Regions from separate parts of the Mus musculus genome. Here region 1 is linked to region 2. The links are chromatin contacts, found by Hi-C or POLR2A ChIA-PET in ENCODE. All regions are on one chromosome and are shown on one strand. Each heading gives the region's core, a stretch centred on a gene start or an enhancer-like site at or near the end of the contact. The rest is flanking DNA. Distances are from core to core; before and after follow the strand shown.

The links. A loop is a pair of places that touch in the nucleus more often than their neighbours do. ChIA-PET counts read pairs that join two places held with the same protein, here RNA polymerase II (POLR2A).
Region 1: a loop to region 2 is called in a map of mouse embryonic stem cell, with 2.1 times the contacts of the local background. The contact joins the promoter of Ttc24 here to the promoter of Hapln2 in region 2. A Hi-C loop is called at or near these places in 27 of 37 maps with a recorded cell type or tissue (CH12.LX, CH12F3, ES-E14 and 9 more). POLR2A ChIA-PET finds 5 or more read pairs at or near these places in 4 of 5 experiments (Patski and embryonic stem cell).

Annotation. Positions count from the first base shown.
Region 1 is chr3:88,076,872-88,079,824 of GRCm38, reverse strand. It overlaps Ttc24 (tetratricopeptide repeat domain 24), which reads left to right and starts at 1,521. Exons shown (of 10, transcript NM_172526.3): 1 at 1,521-1,555.
Region 2 is chr3:88,026,162-88,028,861 of GRCm38, reverse strand. It overlaps Hapln2 (hyaluronan and proteoglycan link protein 2), which reads left to right and starts at 1,351. Exons shown (of 7, transcript NM_022031.2): 1 at 1,351-1,477; 2 at 1,922-1,977.

The DNA.
Region 1 (2,953 bases), core at 272-2,771, 51 kb before region 2:
TTTTAAATTTTATTTATTTTATTTATAAGAGTACACTGTAGCTGTCTTCAGACACACCAGAAGAGGGTGTCAGATCTCATTACAGATGGTTGTGAGCTACCATGTGGCTGCAGAGAATTGAACTCAGGACCTCTGGAAGAGGAGTCAGTGCTCTTAACCACTGAGCCATCTCTCTAGCCCCTGGCTTTTGTCAGTCTGTGTCTTTTGAAGAGTTGATTCCACTGGCATTTAAAGTTATCATTGAAATGTATGTGTTAATCGTGACCACGTTGATTGTTGGTGCTGCTTGTATTGTCAGTGATGTGGAAGGAGATTCGAGGACATGGTGGGTGTGGCACTGAAGGGAACTGGATGCTGGTTCAGAATGACAGAGGATCTGGGAGAGAGCCCCTTAGGACCTTGGCTGAGAACACTTTCAGGCCCTCCCACCCCCGCCCCCTATTTTCCTCAAGGAAAGCCTACTGAGTATGGGACCACTCTGTGGCCTACTTGGCCTGGACAGGCTGTGCTAGCACCTCTGAAAGCCAGGCCAGAGCAGAAGCTTCAGCCTGTCTGGAGCTCAGAGATGGCCCTGGGTGCCAGGCCTGCGCAAACGCCTGTGTTGCAACTATGGTCAGTGCATCTACTTCAGGAGTCTGTTTCTGGCAATGGCCCTTCTACTTAAAAAGGCTTTTTCCTAGGCAAATGGGGAAAGGGGCAAATTTCGTTTAGTTGCAGCCACTGGTGGTAGGTTCATGGGTTGGTGAGCTGGTGAGTTAGAGATTCCTGGTGATTGTGGGGCCTCCTGTCCTCTCATTAAACACATCAAACAGAACCTGGAGTTTACAGAGTTTACAGTGCACTCATATACATAAAATAAATAATAATTTAAAAAAAAAAAAGCTTGTAGTCACCCCCTGTAGCAGATGGAGTTCTTTGGTCTGTCATGTCTCTCTCTGAAAGGGAGAGACGGAGCAGGGCTTGGTGGCACAATCTGTGATCCCAGCACTCAGGAAGGAAAGAAGGAAAGAAGATCACCACAAGAACCTACCTTAGAATTAAATTAAATTAAGAAGAGAGGATGGGGGCTCAGTGGTTAAGAGCACTGACTGCTCTTCCAAAGGTCCCGAGTTCAAATCCCAGCAACCACATGGTGGCTTGCAACCATCTGTAATGAGATCTGACACTCTCTTCTGGGGTGTCTGAAGACAGCTACAGTGTACTCACATATAATAAATAAATCTTAAAAAAAAAAAAAAAAGAAGAGAGGATGGGAAAGAACAGATGACTGTCTCATGGTAGTTTGATATATTATTTGAAGGAACTGGAAGGTGTGTCCGCAGGGATGGGGCAGCCAAGCAGGAAGGGAAACAGGTCTTAGGTGACTATGTCTGAGCACCATTAGGGTCCTCCACTAAGATAGGTTACCACAGCTGTCACTCGAAGGATTACCTGGGAGGAAAGGAGAGTGCCAGGTGTCTGGTAACACAGTTCTGCGCTCAAGGCTGCTGGGAAGTAACCTAAGCCAGCAGAACCATTCCAGAAGGCCACTGTGGAGAAAACAGGACAGACAGAGGTAAGAGGTCCTGGAGTGGGGTCCCCAAGACTGTGCAGGGGACAGTCCGGAGCCTCAAGGTGACAGCCTGGAGTGCCTCAAGGTGGGGAGCCTTATGAAGTCGGGATTTTATGTGTTTTCAGAAGCAACTCTTTCTAGTTTTCCCTCCCACCCTCCCTTCCTCCCTCCCACCCTCCCTTCCTCCCTCTCATCCTCTCTCCCTTTTCTCCACCACTAAGCCAAATCCCCAACTCCAGAGAAAATATCTTTGAAAAGCAGAAACCCTTTTGCCCCCTCTCTGTAAAAGAGAAAAAGTGGGGGTTGAGGGGGGGGTCGTTTTTCGGCTTTTTTTTTTTTTTTCAGTTTCCTGGGAAGAGAGGCAGTCCAGGAGAAATGTGCTGATGAGAAGAATCTATCTGAACTTAAGAGTTCTCTGGGGACCAAGGCGGGAACCGACTGGCAGAAAGTAGAGGAGACAATAGGAAGGGCACAGTCAATGCACACAGACGCCTCCTGGACATCAGCCTCTTCCTAACTCAGTGTCTGTTCAGCTTTGAGTGCCCGGGGCTAGTACAGCTCCTGCCACCGCTGGAGGTGGCTGTGCTGAATTCCCGTTGGTTTATAAAGCAGCAGCACGTAGGTCACAAGGCCTTGTGTAAGAGGTGAGGGGAAGCCCTGTGTATCCTGTTTGGGTTTTGTAACCCTGCTGTCCTGGACTCACTATGCAAACCAGACTGGCCTTGAACTCCCAGAGATCTGCCTGTCTTTACATCCTGAGTTGGGATTTTAAAGGTGTGTGACAGCCTTTTGTTTGTCTGTTTTGTTTTGACGGAGATGCTGGCGCTCAGATAAGCTGAGAAGACAGCTCTGAGTACTTTTTGATCTTGCAGAGACCTGAGTTCAGGTCCCAGCACCCACACCGGGCAGCTCGTAACCAAGGATGACCTCAGCTCCATGGGATTCAAAGCCTCTGGTGCACATAACCACATGTGCTCATGTACACACAATTCAAAATAACAAAAATGAGCCCTTTAGATGTTGACTAAAGAGGACCATAATCCCCAGGGAATGACAGATGGGGTGCACAGTTGAGTTCATATAGTGTCACAGAAGTGGACCTTTGAAGATGATTTTAAATTGTGTGTGTGTGTGTGTATATATATATACATATATGTATATATATATATATGTATATAAAACATACATATACATATGTATACACATATACATACATATATATATGTATACATACACATACACACACACACACACATATATATATATGCTTTTCTTATTGCTGGTCTTCCTTTCCCCTGCCCTGAAATAGGGGTTTTCTGTATATCTCTGGTTATCTAGAAGAGCAGGCTGGCCTAGATCTCAGAGGTCTACCTGCCTCTGCCTCCTGAATTCTAGGATTAA
Region 2 (2,700 bases), core at 102-2,601:
TTTGGTTTTGGTTTTTCGAAACAGGGTTTCTCTGTATAGCCCTGGCTGTCCTGGAACTCACTTTGTAGACCAGGCTGGCCTCAGACTCAGAAATCCACCTGCCTCTGCCTTCCAAGTGCTGGAATTAAAGGCATGCGCCACCACTGCCCAGCTTTATATTCTTATTATTTCATATGTGTGGATGTTTTCCTGAGTGTGTGCCTGTGCATCATGTGTGTTCCTGATGCCTCCTGTGGCCAGAAGAGGGCATCAGATCCCTCGGGACTAGAGTTACAGCCGTGAGCTGCTGTGTGTGTGCTGGGAATTGAAGTCAGATCCTCTGGAAAACAGCCAGCGCTCTTAACTTCTCTGGCCCTGTTTTTCTTTTTTTTTTTCTTTTTCTTTTCTTTCTTTTTTGAGAAAGGTTTCAACTCCGAAGCCCAAGGCAGACTCAAACTCATGACACTCCTCCTGTTTCAGCATTTCAAGTGGTGGTCCACATCTGTGGCCTCTCCAGAATTTTAAAATGTTATTGTTGTATGTGAGGGACTGTAGGTTGAGTTTCAGTGTGGAGGTCAGAGGACGACTTTTGGGGGTCCATCTTCTCCTTCCACTGTGAGTCTGGTGATTGAATTCAGCTGCCAGGATGTGGTTTTACCTACCAAGCATCTCACCAGCCTTGAAAATGTAAACAAAATCCATCCATGGGTGCAGAGGAAGGAGGAACTGTGAAATCAGATGACTCTATTTTAGAGAGATTCCCATGGTGCTGGAGAGATGGCTCAGGTGTTAAGAGCACTTGCTCTTTCAAAGGACCCAGGTTTCATTTTCAGCACCCAAGTTACAGCTCTCAGGGTCTGTAACTTCTGTTCCATGGTATCTGTTGCCCTCTTCTGGCCGTTTTAGGCACTACAGACATGGCGCACAGACATGCACCACTATAAATTAAAAGCCACACTCATACATCTAAAATAATGAAATAAAAATAGCTAGAGAATTTCCATAGTCCCTCCTTGCTAGGAGTCCCTTCCCAGGGACAGAAGCATCTTCCTGTGATTTCTACCTCTCTAGCAGCAACCCCAGCTGTGCAGCATCACGCATGATCTTTTTATAATCCTGGAGTTTAGAGTACTGAGGGTGCCCCATTCCAGCCTTCTCCTATCCTCTTCCTGGATGTCAGTTTCTGCTCTGAGCCAATCACCCACCCAGGCCTTTTTCCGGTGGTTTGTGCCAGCCTGTCCTGCATCCCACATCCCCAGCTGTTGACATTTCCATGCCATTGCCCAAGGGACGAATAAAGGGCCCCTGTTACCCAACAATAGGGGAGAAGACAGGGACAATGGGAAATTGTGTTTCTAATAGGGTGTGGACAGAAAAGAAAAGGACAGACAGACAGAAAGGGTCAGGGTCCTGAAGCAGCCAGACATCCTGAAAATCTGACTCCCATCTTGACAGCCTCTTCTGAAAGGCCATATATAGCCTGGCACAGAGGGCACAGGTGAGGGCTTTGGTGGGGGGGAGGGCAATTCTGTTGTTTGGATGGGGTCCATATGAAAATACAGAGCTGGATTCACAATTAGGGTTCGTCCCCGCTCCTCCTGGTCCAGCACCCTTGTACTTACAATTGGTCTGTCCCACCCCTGGTCTAAGGACAGAAGTAGCAAGGCCCGCTCTCCACACTCTTTTAGGTAATCTCCAGGATTGCTTTACTCTGCCCCCAACCGGTGTCTTGCCCTGGCCCCAGGACATCAACTGGCACAGATGCAATCACGGCTGACTTAGTGTGCTGCGTGAACATAGGCCTCAGTGCCTTGGCTTCTCTGAACACAGGAAACGAGTCTCTCTAGAACCGTGTCAGAGGAGCTGCAGTCCTGAGGCTCTAGGGTGCTTTGAACCCCCAGAATCCCTAATGAACCCCCACTGCAACTTCTTCCTTCTGCAGGACAGGAAGCTGCTGAGCACAGCTCGATTTGCCTCTGAGGAGAGATCATCTTGCAGGTAGGCAATGGGCTGCTGGCTTTCTATGTGTGGAAATGTTATATGTGTGCTTCTCTTAAAATACAGAACCTTAGATCAGTGACTAAGAGCTCAAGCTGGCCCAATCTGATTCAAACCCCAGTTGAACCTCCTTCCATAGCTCGGTGACTGTACCTGGGTGTTTATCAATGCCTCCCTGGATAGCCAGAGGAGTCAGAACAGTATACCGCAAAGTGCCTAAGTCAGATTGGACTTTAAACATGTCCGTGGTAGCTCAGTCCATTTTTTATTGCACTTTTATTTATTTTGTGTTTATGTGTGGTGTGCCTGTGCCATGCTTGTGTGAATGGAGTCCGAGGACAAGGTGTGGGAGTCGGCTCCCTCCTTTAAGCGTATGAGACCTAGGAAATGAACTCAGGTCATTAGTCTTGGTGGGGACCATCTTTACACATGGAGCTATCTCGTCAGCGCCTAAACATAAAGATCACTCTTATTTACCAGGCTGTCCCATATGGACTCCTGTCCCACATGCTTTACTTGTAATTGAGAAAGGGTTTCTCTGTGTAACCCTGGCTGTCCTAGAACTCACTATATAAACCAGGCTGGCCGCAGACTCACAGAAATTCACCTGCCTTTGCCTCTTGAATTCTGGGATTAAAGACATATACTACTTGACATTTTTATTTTTATTATTGGGAGGTTTTTTTTTGTTTTGTTTTGTTTTGTTTTGTTTTTTGAGACAGG